4 separate regions of the Homo sapiens genome follow, and regions 2, 3 and 4 are each linked to region 1. A link is a contact called in ENCODE Hi-C or POLR2A ChIA-PET data. All regions are on one chromosome and are shown on one strand. The core of a region is the stretch at or near the end of the contact, and the rest is flanking DNA. Distances in the headings are between cores, read along the strand shown.

Evidence for each region. A loop is a pair of places that touch in the nucleus more often than their neighbours do. ChIA-PET counts read pairs that join two places held with the same protein, here RNA polymerase II (POLR2A). Pooled maps may share reads with other maps.
Region 2: a map with no recorded cell type shows a loop between it and region 1 (5-fold over the local background). The contact joins the enhancer-like site here to the promoter of DHX15 in region 1. A Hi-C loop is called at or near these places in 1 of 168 maps with a recorded cell type or tissue (B cell), 3 of 37 single-sample maps with no recorded cell type and 1 of 50 pooled maps.
Region 3: a map of CD8-positive, alpha-beta T cell shows a loop between it and region 1 (8-fold over the local background). The contact joins the promoter of SMIM20 here to the promoter of DHX15 in region 1. A Hi-C loop is called at or near these places in 5 of 168 maps with a recorded cell type or tissue (CD4-positive, alpha-beta T cell, CD8-positive, alpha-beta T cell, cardiac septum and 1 more), 2 of 37 single-sample maps with no recorded cell type and 16 of 50 pooled maps.
Region 4: a map of CD8-positive, alpha-beta T cell shows a loop between it and region 1 (15-fold over the local background). The contact joins the promoter of TBC1D19 here to the promoter of DHX15 in region 1. A Hi-C loop is called at or near these places in 3 of 168 maps with a recorded cell type or tissue (B cell, CD8-positive, alpha-beta T cell and naive thymus-derived CD4-positive, alpha-beta T cell) and 8 of 50 pooled maps. POLR2A ChIA-PET finds 5 or more read pairs at or near these places in 1 of 52 experiments (CD4-positive, alpha-beta T cell).

What each region holds. Positions count from the first base shown.
Region 1 is chr4:24,583,283-24,585,982 of GRCh38, reverse strand. It overlaps DHX15 (DEAH-box helicase 15), which reads left to right and starts at 1,429. Exons shown (of 14, transcript NM_001358.3): 1 at 1,429-1,660. The coding sequence starts at 1,590. RefSeq lists an enhancer at 991-1,530 and silencers at 1,711-1,830, 1,841-1,920, 2,121-2,170.
Region 2 is chr4:25,877,922-25,880,621 of GRCh38, reverse strand. All of the region lies in intron 1 of LOC102723733 (a long non-coding RNA gene), which reads right to left. Among named protein-coding and RNA genes, the nearest start is that of SEL1L3, 16 kb to the right of the region's middle. RefSeq lists an enhancer at 1,709-1,788. Within about 2 kb of position 1,386, at least 3 of the 41 ENCODE cell types and tissues checked have a DNase peak (open chromatin) inside an H3K27ac peak, as active enhancers do; they include B cell, where a contact is called at or near this core.
Region 3 is chr4:25,912,956-25,915,655 of GRCh38, reverse strand. It overlaps SMIM20 (small integral membrane protein 20), which reads right to left and starts at 1,436. Exons shown (of 3, transcript NM_001145432.3): 1 at 1,234-1,436. The coding sequence starts at 1,342. It overlaps LOC105374538 (a long non-coding RNA gene), which reads left to right and starts at 1,570. Exons shown (of 3, transcript XR_925502.3): 1 at 1,570-1,645. RefSeq lists enhancers at 1,191-1,320, 1,391-1,490, 1,600-2,149 and a silencer at 1,531-1,710.
Region 4 is chr4:26,582,778-26,585,477 of GRCh38, reverse strand. TBC1D19 (TBC1 domain family member 19) reads right to left here and starts at 1,394. Exons shown (of 21, transcript NM_018317.4): 1 at 1,186-1,394. The coding sequence starts at 1,284. RefSeq lists an enhancer at 1,077-1,166.

The sequences.
Region 1 (2,700 bases), core at 180-2,679:
CCAGCTAGGAGGGAGGCTGAGGCAGGAGAATGGCTTAAACCCGGGAGGCGGAGGTTGCAGTGAGCTGAGATTGCACCACTGTCCTCCAGCCTGGGCGACAGAGCAAGACTGTCTCAAAACAAACACACAAACCCCTCATCAGTTGCAATATTTAAGTTGCATTTAATCCTAGCAATTGCAGTCCTGAGATTTGGATAAGAACCAGAGTATGGTCTTCCAGGGCAGCCAAACCAAGCCATTCCATGAACAACAGAGATCACCCTGCTGCAGATGGTCCACAGATCTTTTCTTGTGCATTTCTTCTGGGAACAAATGCAACTGAGGAAGCAGACATATTCTAGGGGGAGAGATCCACAAAAATCCTTAGAGTCATCTTGCCCCACCTCCTTGTTATGGCTTTAGGTACAGCCCTTATGGCTAGGAGATGTAACCTTCCTCAGCCTTTGCGTCTACGTCTACAAAATAACAACTACCTTGCAGGGTGTTATTTAACACTGCGAAAGTGCATTAATAGGCACAGAAAAACAAAAAACAAAAAAGCAAATTGTGCCCTCACTGCGAATTCTCTGTATTCTAGTTAAAAACATCTATAGCTTGGGTGCATGGTGTCCGTGCTGGGCAAGAAAAGGGCAAAATAGATCATGACAAGCCTTAACATTTTCTCACTTCAGTTTCCTCACTGCAATTGATTTTTTTTTTTCTTTCAAGTCGGAGTCTTGTTCTGTCGTCCAGGCTGGAGTGCACTGGTGTGATCTCGTCTCACCGCAACCTCCGCCTCCCAGGTTCAAGCGATTCTCCTGCCTCAGCCTACCGAGTAGCTGGGATTACAGGCGTACGCCACCACGCCCAGCTAATTTTTGTATTTTTAGTAGAGACGGGGTTTCACCGTGTTGGCCAGGCTGGTCTCGAACTCCTGACCTCGTGATCCACCCGCCTCGGTCTCCCAAAGCGTTGGGATTACAGGCGTGAACCATCGCGCGGCCCCTCACTGCAACTGAGGGTAGCGCAGTGGCCGCAAGTTCCAGATCTGGAGTTACTAAATAGCTGGGTTCCAATCCCGGCTCTGCCACTTATTAGCTGTACGATCTTCATTCGTTTCTCAACCTCTCTGGGTCTGAGATTCCCTTAAAGCCGGGGTAATAGAAATGAATAGGATTTCCTAACTAGGACTAGACTTTCTCAATTTCTTGACTCAGAGGGGCAAGGATAGCCTGAAATGGAAAGTGAAGGCCTTCAGGTTCTTCCTAACAGCCGCTCCGAGGAGGGGAAAGCTACAGGAAGAGGGAGGAGACCCAAGAAAGGTCGGACCAATGAGGCAGCGGGCGGGACAGGAGTTCCCGCCTTTGGGCGTCGTGCGCGCGCACCTCGCTCACACGCACACTCGCACGCACGCACGCTGCGGAAGCGCGCGCGCGCGCAGGCCCAGCCCTCGTCGCCGCCGCCATTTTAGCTGTTGGTTCCGGCCGCACCGTGTGGGCTGTAGTAGCGGGAGGGGTGGGGGTCCTCCAGAGTTAAGTGGCTGTCCTCGACTGTGCCCATACAGCAGCCAGCTTTCTTCCTTAATAACTGCCCGTTCGAAGAGTGCGAGGATGTCCAAGCGGCACCGGTTGGACCTAGGGGAGGATTACCCCTCTGGCAAGAAGCGTGCGGGGACCGATGGGTAAGCCAGGCCGGGGGCGCGAGGCGGCAGCTCGGGCTTTGTTGGGGTCCTGGCAGGGAGCGGGCCGGGGCTGGCCTGGCCGAGCGGGTCCTGGAGCCCGAGCCTTTGTTTCTCTCTGGGCTGGGTTCACTAGCGGCGGGTAGGAGAAGCGCGGCGCCCGTTCGGCCCGGCAAGGGCGCGGGGGGTTGCGTGCGACGGGGCCGCTGCCCAGCCCAGTCCGGAGGGTGGAGAGGCCTGCAGTAGCCATGAGGGCGCCTCCTCCCCCAGGCCGAACCGAGCGGGAGTCATTTGCGAGGGCGTCGGGCGGGAGTGAACCGCGGACCTCGTGGCCTCGGTTCCCGAGGAAGGCCTGGAGCCGGAGGAGAGGGTGGGGGAGGGCGCGGTGGGAGTATTCGCTTCCAAGGGCAGCAGGCACTTCCCAGCCAGAGGGGCCGTGGGGAGGGCCTGGGTGGGGGCGCGGCCAGGCACTCCAGACGGGAAAGGCGGAGGGCGGAAAGTGAGAGCAGCGCGTGGATCATAATGTAGGCTGGGATGGGGGTGGCGGGAGTTGAGAGAAGCCAGCAAATAGGGAGTTCTCGGGGGAGGTGGGAGTAGAGGACCTGCCGGGAGAAAGGAAAACGTGGAGTAATATACCTGATGGGCTGGAAGGCTGGTGTTTTGGGGCGACTGAGTTTATAGTTTGGCGGGAGAGAGCGTGCCTTGGTCCATTCAAACACTTCAAAGTAGATACTAGCAAACTTCCGCTCTCTGCCTACGCTCCCGCCATCTCCTGTATTTCCTGCTTTGGTTAAAACTGGTTACTGAACATCGTCCCATGGGGAGGGATTAGAAGGCATTGTTTTTTTTTTTCATCATTTATTTTCTATGCATGTCCCACTTTTCTTCATAAGTAGCTTTTGAAATACAGGGATCATGTTCAAAACGTGTTTTTAGTATTTATGGCGAAACACCGCCCATGTGGAGGTTGAGAGTTGAAATACTTACACAAACTCTTGGTGTTCCAGATTCCTTTCCTTAAAGGTACAGAGGAATTTAGCAGT
Region 2 (2,700 bases), core at 137-2,636, 1.3 Mb before region 1:
AGACAGACTCATTTCTCAAAGTCATATTTAAATATCTCAAATGGTAGTGTTGGCCTCTTGGGTATTGCACAACATACAACTGAAGAAGGAAGGTTAACCTCTCCAGAAAAAAAAAAAAAAGTAAAGAAACGGTGCAGCTGTGGATATTTCACGTTTAGAAAGCAGCGGGGACAGGGGAAAGAAGAACAGAATTCTAGGGGAGCCAAGTTTGCAGTGAGAATCTGGATGTTGGCCTCATCTTAGAGCAGAGTGTGGGAGTTGTTCTCTAACTTAATGACGCTCTAAGTGAGGTATACACTTTTTTCTCAGTTCCGTGTTTTATAGGCAAGATTTCTCTTCTGTTCCTTTCAATAATCTAAACTGACAGTCTGAATGGTTAGCTGGACCCAAGCACACGCACAGTTTCATACCTGTGACATTGGCCCAGGTTTTAGATCTTAGGATAGTTTCATTCATTCATTCATTTGTTCTTTCATTCACTTGTTCATTTAAAAAAATTAAATGGCCAGGCAACAAATACGTACCCAGTACCTACTATATGCCAAGTGTTGTGCTTGGTGCTTAGGATACAATGATATGTCATAGCCAGACATTATTTAATTAAGTACACAACTGTAAAAGTGCATCAGTGGGAGTGCTCTGAAGAAACAAGTTGGTGCAGTGGAAATGTGTATTAGAAGGATTTGCCTTATCAGGGAGGTCTGGGAAGTGTCCTTGAGGAATGATGACTGAGGAAGTGATGATCTGTATATGAGCCAGTGCCTTACCTAAGTGAAGTGGGCGGCGGGAATGGAAAACAAATGAAAACAGCTCGTGCAAAGGCCCTGTGGTGGGAAAGCATAATGCACACAAGGACTGGCATGAAGGTCAGTGTGGGAGGATGGGGGAGAGCAAAGGGTGTGGGCAGGGCCTTGTGGGCCCTTATGGAGTGTTGTCCTTTTCCTAACAGCAAAGTGGACCCACGTGGAAGAATCAGTGGAGGACTGGGAAGGAGCCAGTTTTTCGGGGTGGGTTGTGGAAGCATACTCGGAAGCATACCGGAAAGTGTTTTAGAATTTCTTGTTCTTGCCTCAACAGAGTCCCTGGTTGGCATCTTGACTCAATTACAGGTGTCCCCCAATAGCTGTTGGCTGCCTAGCCGGCTGGTCTCCCAGTCCCGAGTGGATAATGGGGAGGATGCTGGGGTGGCGGAGGGACACACTCCAGTAGTCTGGCTCGGTTCTCATGTCTGCATGCAATGAACAGCCTGTGCTTGCTGCTTGCAGATCCAAGTGTGTTTAGCCGTAACAGTCTGACAGGGAAGCCTGGTTTCAACTTTAATAGAACACAAGGCACCCAACCAAGTTGGCATAATCTCTCTCCTGAGAGGTGATGTGTGACCTTTGCGTGCCGGGCCTTCGATTTACAACCAGGATTAAATATAGATAAATTTAAAATGTAAATGCTCTTGATTCCATTTATAATTCTAATAATAAAATACATCATAATAGCATTTTCATACTCCAGATATTCAACATTTAGAGATTTAAAAGGTCTGAAAAAATCTTTTTGGGTCAAGCTATTGTAATTCACAGCATGCTAAGATAGCAATAAAACTCGTAGGGGCAGAACTGGGGGCCACGGGGTAGGAAGGGGGAAGGAAACTGTCCTTATTATTAACTGTGATCGTCACAGAGCTGGGTTTCAACCTTGGCACTCGTGACATTTTGGGGCATGTCATTCTTGGTTGTGGGGGTTGCCCTGTGCCTTGTATGATGTTGAACAACATCCCTGACGTTTATCCACCAGATGCCACTAACACACACCTCCCCCATCCCCAGTTGTGACAACCAAACGTGTCTCCAGACATTGCCAAATGTCTCCTGGGGGATAAAATCCCCCCGACTTTTGAACACTGTGTAGAGGATGCGTAATTAGTACACCTGGTATAGAAGGTTTTGCGAAATAAAAACAAGCATTGCCAATAATTCGAGGATTGTTTTAAATAAGAAAAAAGTTCTGTACCATGTGGTTAGAGGTTTTCGACCTAAGATCAGTTTTGCTTTCCAAACTATTGAAAAGCCTAGCATGTACATTAAAATGCCTCCATTCCAGCCTCACTAGAAACTCCCAGCTGAGGGGCAGACCTCATTTCATTCAGTGAGGAAAGTGGAGCTTAGGATTCTGCAAGTCAACTTTTTAATTTAAAGTTTGAAATGCAAAAACAGCTTTGCTATTTCTTCATCTGCAGAGGAACAAAAAAGGAAACGGTTGTTTGCTCCCTGTGCTCTTGAGACTTTAAATATTTCTCCTACCTCAGTTTTGGTGGGAGATGGGAAGGTATTAAAAGCTAGAATAGAATCATTTGGATGCTTAACTGTAGTCTGGAGGAATTGGAAAAGCTTTGCAAAATTTCCCAAGAGAGTGAAGCTCTCTGACAGGGGTCAACTGCCCGGTGTCTTCTGCTCGGACAGAAATCACCATCCAACTGGGGCTGTTGCAAATGTGTGGGCTGAAGATACTCAGCTTCCTGCCTTTTTGCCATGCTATAGGTGTCTGACCTTGAAAAATGGCCAGATCTCCTTGGATCTTCACGGTCTTTTTTTTCTGAAAATAAAACTAAAAGCAGTCGCTGAATCCCTGACCAGACTGTGGTGAGGTTTAATGAGATTGCAACTGGGGGTCCGGCATTATGGTTTGAGGAGTGTGACTTCACCTTGA
Region 3 (2,700 bases), core at 187-2,686, 1.3 Mb before region 1:
AACAGATCCCGCAGGGCTTCACACAGCCCACCTTACTCCCACGCATGGTGCATGCAGATAAGCTGGAAGGCAGAACACAGTGGCCATTTCAGTCTTGGCTAATGAAAAGAAGCTACAAGGAAATCTGAGTGTGCACTTAAAACGCTCTGCCTCCAGAAATCGACTGCTGCAACATTTGTAATGGGCAGAACATTTACACGGAGCTTTCGCCTTCAATTCGCCAAGCTTTCAGTGTCCGTTAATATTCCCAAGGGACAGGGTTGGCCCTCTTCCATCTTCAAGATGATTCGGGTTTCCTGGTGAACAAAATGAGCCTCTAATGCCTAATATTTTCTGTCTGACAGATGGTTTCAGATGTATCAAAGTGCTAATCCTTGCTGAGGTATAGGTCTCAAGGAAGAAGAGTTTGGCTTTTAGAATGATAGGACTGGAATGATTAAGAAGGAAAATTACTCCCAGGATTTCACCATTACCATGTGAGCAATCGGCTTAAAACGAAGGAAACAAGCAGAATCGGAAAAACAATTTGAGGAAAAAGAAGAGAAAACACTACAAACCCCAGGTTAACAGTTTGGGTTTGAAACAGTCCCACTCAAAAAACATCTTGGGGAGTGGAAATGAAGTGCAGTAAAAGCACCTTTCCACTCAGAAGGATCAGGGTTCCATCTGGCTCCCCCAGTCACCATTCTCAGCCTGGGTGCTTGGAGGAGGCTCTGGACAGAGGCCTGGGGTTGGATATATTTGCCTTGTCACTTACTTGCTGTGTGACCTTGGGAACGTTATAAAACCTCTGAGCCTCTCAGTTCCCTCATTTGTAAAATGGGCATGTTTTACATATATACTTCAAGGTGAGCTTGTGCAAATGAAACGATCCAACATATGCCTAACCTGACGTGTAATAGGCATTCAGTGAATTTTAACTGTAAATATGAACTGGTACTTAGCGTCGACTTATGTGAGGACTGCTTTCATATACATGATCACCTGAGTCTCACAGGAGGCTCGGCATTTTAGCATAGATGACGTAGCCACAAACATTCACAGATGAGGATACTGAGAGTCCTAGAGGTTGAGCAACTTGTCCACGGTCACAAAGCTGCACATGGCAGGATTCGAACCCGGCTCTCCCTAACCCTCGAGCCAAGTTCTTTCCACGGCACCACGTGGAGCTCACAGAGGGGAGGTGTGTGTGTTGGGGAGTCAGGTCACCGCAAGGGGTTAGAGATCACTCACTGTACTCCTCCAATCTCATTAGGGGCCGGAAGTAGATGGGATAGAAGGCGGCGCCGATCAGGGAGATGAAGCCGCCGAAAATGAGCGCGGTGCGCAGGTTCCGGGACATGGCGTCAGGCCCCGGGCTGCCCTGACCCGCCGACCGCCCGGCACTCTCGGAAACCAGGTTACCGACGGCCGGGCCGTGACCCCGCTCGGAAGAGGTGGAGAGGCTTTCGCTTCCGGGCCTTGAGGGAGGGACGAGGAGGAGGGGCGGAGCGGAGAAAGAGACAGGGGTGGAGTCAGAGGCGGGGCCTCAAGGCTGGGGGCGGGGCCAGGAAAGGGGTGGGGTCACAGGCGGGGCCTCGGACCCCGCCCTCCGCCTTCCCCGGGATTCCGTGCTGTGCGGGCCGGGCGCTGGCGTTGGATTGAGGTTGGAGCTGTTTTGCTGCACTCGATTCCCGCGGGCCCTGTTCTGTCTACTTTCCTTCCTTCGGCCCGGTTCCTCCCTCAGCACCCTCCAGACCTCCTTTACCATCGCCTTCTTTACCAGCCAGCTTTCTCGTCCATCCCCCGTTAATTTCTTAATTAGCGACTGTCCGCCGTGCGCCAGATGCTCTCTGTCGCTCGCGCAATTAATCCTTTTATCAGTCTGCTTAGTTTACAGGAGAGGGAACCGCGGCTCCGCTGCGCGGCTTTGGACGAGTCACTCGTCCTTCTTGAGGGAGGTTTGTACGTATCAGAGACAAAGGGGCAAATCTCTGGCCCGAGAGGGCCTGCTGGGGGATTCTAAAACCGGAGCTGCGGGGCTTCTGCACCAAGACTAGCCTAGGAGGAACGTTGTTTCAGCATCCGAGCTACTCTCTTTCTCCATCCCATCCTCTCTCCCTCCATCCCATCCTCTCTCCCTGTTCCCTGTGCTGGGATGCCTTGGCCAAGGCAGAGAGCCAGCATCCGGTCCCATCCATGGGGCCACGGGGCGCTTCCGTATTGTCTGGGTGGGGGCCACCGAGAACAGATACCTGTTTCCTCCTCCTCAAGTTGCCATCCTCCGCCCTCTGCACCACACTGCCCTTACAAGTGGGCTGTGCCTGACTATGACCTGCCCAGGGATACTGGGCAGCTGAGACACAGATTCCTTGGGCCTCCATGCCTTTATAAATAGGAATCATGCCAGCAGCTGGGCCTGGGGAGCAAAGAGGATATCTGTCTTGACCCTAGCAGCATTATTTAGGCCACAACAGATCTACAAGCGTTTCAAAATAGCTTGGAGAGGACAGGTTTCCTCTTTCTTTGTAATCTTGTAGTTGCATCAAGCTACTGTCTACCTCTGTGGCTCTAGAAGCATGTAAATCAGTTATTCAATCTCTCCCCAGATTCATGGACTATCTGCCATGCCCCAAACACCAGGCAGAGTGCTAAGGGGACACAAAGATGAATAAGATGTGACCCCTGCTCTCTAGGATCCTGTCGCATAGATGAAGAGAT
Region 4 (2,700 bases), core at 145-2,644, 2.0 Mb before region 1:
TAATGGGCAGAAGATTTGAAGACTACCTCACCAAAAAAGATATAAGCACATAAGAAAATGCTTAATATCATTAGTCATTAGGGAAATGCAATAAAAGCTACAATAAGATACTATTACACTTCTACTAGAGAAGTATAATTAATTAATAAAAATAAATAAAAGACTGGCAGCATCAAGCGCTATCAAGGACGCAAAACAATTGGAACTCTCAGAATTGCTTGTGGGAATGGAAAATGATACAGCCACTTTGGAAAAGTGTGACAGTTTCTCATAGAATGAAACATTACACTTACCATACAAGTCAGCAATTCCAATCCTAGGTATTTATCCAAGAAAAAAAGAAACAAATATCCAAGCAAAATCGTATACTAGAATGTATATATCAGCTTTACTTATAATCTCTAAAACCAGAAAGCAACCCAATGCCCTTCACACAATGATGAATAAACAAGCCATTGTACATTCAAACACTGAAATATTACTCAGCAATAAAAAGGAACAGAACTACTGAAATATCAACAAAATGGATGAATCTCAAAAGCACTGTGTTAATGCCAGAAAGCAGGCACAAAATGTACAAACTGTATGATTTCATTTATATGAGTCACAAAAAGGCAAGGATCTCAATCAATCTGTGCATCCTCAGTGCCTAGCATGTTATAAAATATCCAATAAATGCTAGGTGGTGGACGGATAGACGAGGAATAATTGCAGGGAGGGTAAACTGCAAGAAAGTGATACATTGACGAGAAAGCAGAAAGGTACTTGGGGGCCCAAGTCCACCCACAGGACGGAAAAAGTGAGGGAAGGCATGGTCCAAGCTACCTTCAGTGAGTCCAGCAGCTTAAAAAATTAGACCCTGTAAATGACTACAGGAATAGATAAATGAGTAAGCGTTTCTCTGGTCTGAAAAAAAGGTGTGATGCGCCCCACCCTTCTTTAAAAATCTATTAACCACGCCTGGGGCTGAGGCAGCACAGCTTGCACCGGACAGGGAGGTGGGGTTTTTTTGTTTTGTTTTGTTTTTGTTTTTGTTTTTGTTTTTGTTTTTGTCTGTTTGTTTTTTGAGCACCAGAGCGGAGCTGGAGAGGTCAGAGGCGAGCTCTGGCTTGGGTGAGGAGGGTGAAGAAGAGACATCGCCGCGGCCCCGCCCGTCTGCATCCCTTCCCACTCGGCCTCACTTACCCAGGCCTGCCGTTCCAGCTGAGAGTACAAATTGGAGCCCTTGAGCTTTTGGACTATCTGGGCAATAATGAGAGAGAGGTCCGACTCCTCCTGCAACATTTCCCCTGCCCTAGCCCGCCAAGCCGCGGGGACAGGCCGCCGGCGCGGAGCGAACGGGCTACCGGGTCCCACTCAGGGCCAGTGACACTTCTCCGGGACCTTATTACACTGGGACTCCTCCAGCGGGCGTTACCAGGCAACTGCCGAGCCTTGTGTCCGTCCCTCTCTGGTCCCCTCAGCGCCTGAAGGCCACAGCATCTGCGTTCCGCCGGCGGAAAAAGACCGGGGCGGGGAGGACGCTTTTCACACCGTTGTTCCTGCCTTGTCTATGGTTGAAAGGCAAGAAAGCTCATTCTTTCAGAGCCACAGCGCCTCTGATGCACAAGGGGGACACGGAGAATTGTGCGTTTTACTATATAAAGGATCATTCTCTTCCACCTCTCAATTTCTGCAGAAACAGGACTGTGGCACGCAATGATACTGCGAATTACAACCACGAATTGTTAGGCTCTGACACTACCTGCGTAAACGTGTTACAGTTTCCGCCTCTGTAAAATAACACCCAGTTTGCAGGATGTTGTGATGATTAGCTGAGGTAAAAATCGTGAAGGTGCCTAGCACTGTACCATAGCACTCCATTTTACTTCATTTTCTCTCGTTTCTATTCTCTAGAGTCTTATACCAGGAATAAGTAGACAATCTCGTCTCATCTAACAACTACAAATTAACCAACAGGCATTATTTGTAGGTTTTCTGCAAAGCATTAGCAATTCAAGGATGAATAAGACATTGTCCAAGTCTTCCAGGAATTTACCGTCTAGATTCATCCTCTTCCGTATATTCATTCATTCAAGCATTTATTCATAATTCATTCAGCTTTCAACTTATTGAACATTTACATAAAAGGAACTGTGTGGGCACAAAGGTTTAATAAAATATGGTTCTTGCCTTCAAGGAAATGCACAAAAGATTTTTAGCAGAACTAAAAGTAACTGACTTAAATTATTGAATGACATCCCCAAAGGCCAACGGCACCTCCCTTCCCCCCCCAAAAAAGGCCTAGTGAAAAATACATTAGAATAACCTCACAAAAATAATCAAAATTGAGTTCAAATGTGTATATGCATATTTTAAGCAAAGCAGAAGTAGGATTTTAAGAAAACAAACCAAGATTGCTGCAAAAGCTACTCTAGACTAACTAGAAACAAAGAGATCTCATTCAATCAAATGTAGATTCTAATTCAATAGGACTCTGGTGAGAACTGGTAAACCGCATTTCTGACAAGTCCAAGAAATTATGATGCCGATGGTCCAAAGACTACATTCTGAATAGCAAAGGACTAAAGCAGGAAATAATATGAATTCAAAGGGACTGGACCCGGGCCTCTATGCACAGCACTCTGACATTTATAACACCACCATCCAGAATACTGGGATGATAAGTACAAATTCTAAATAATTTGGTAAAGTTGGTTT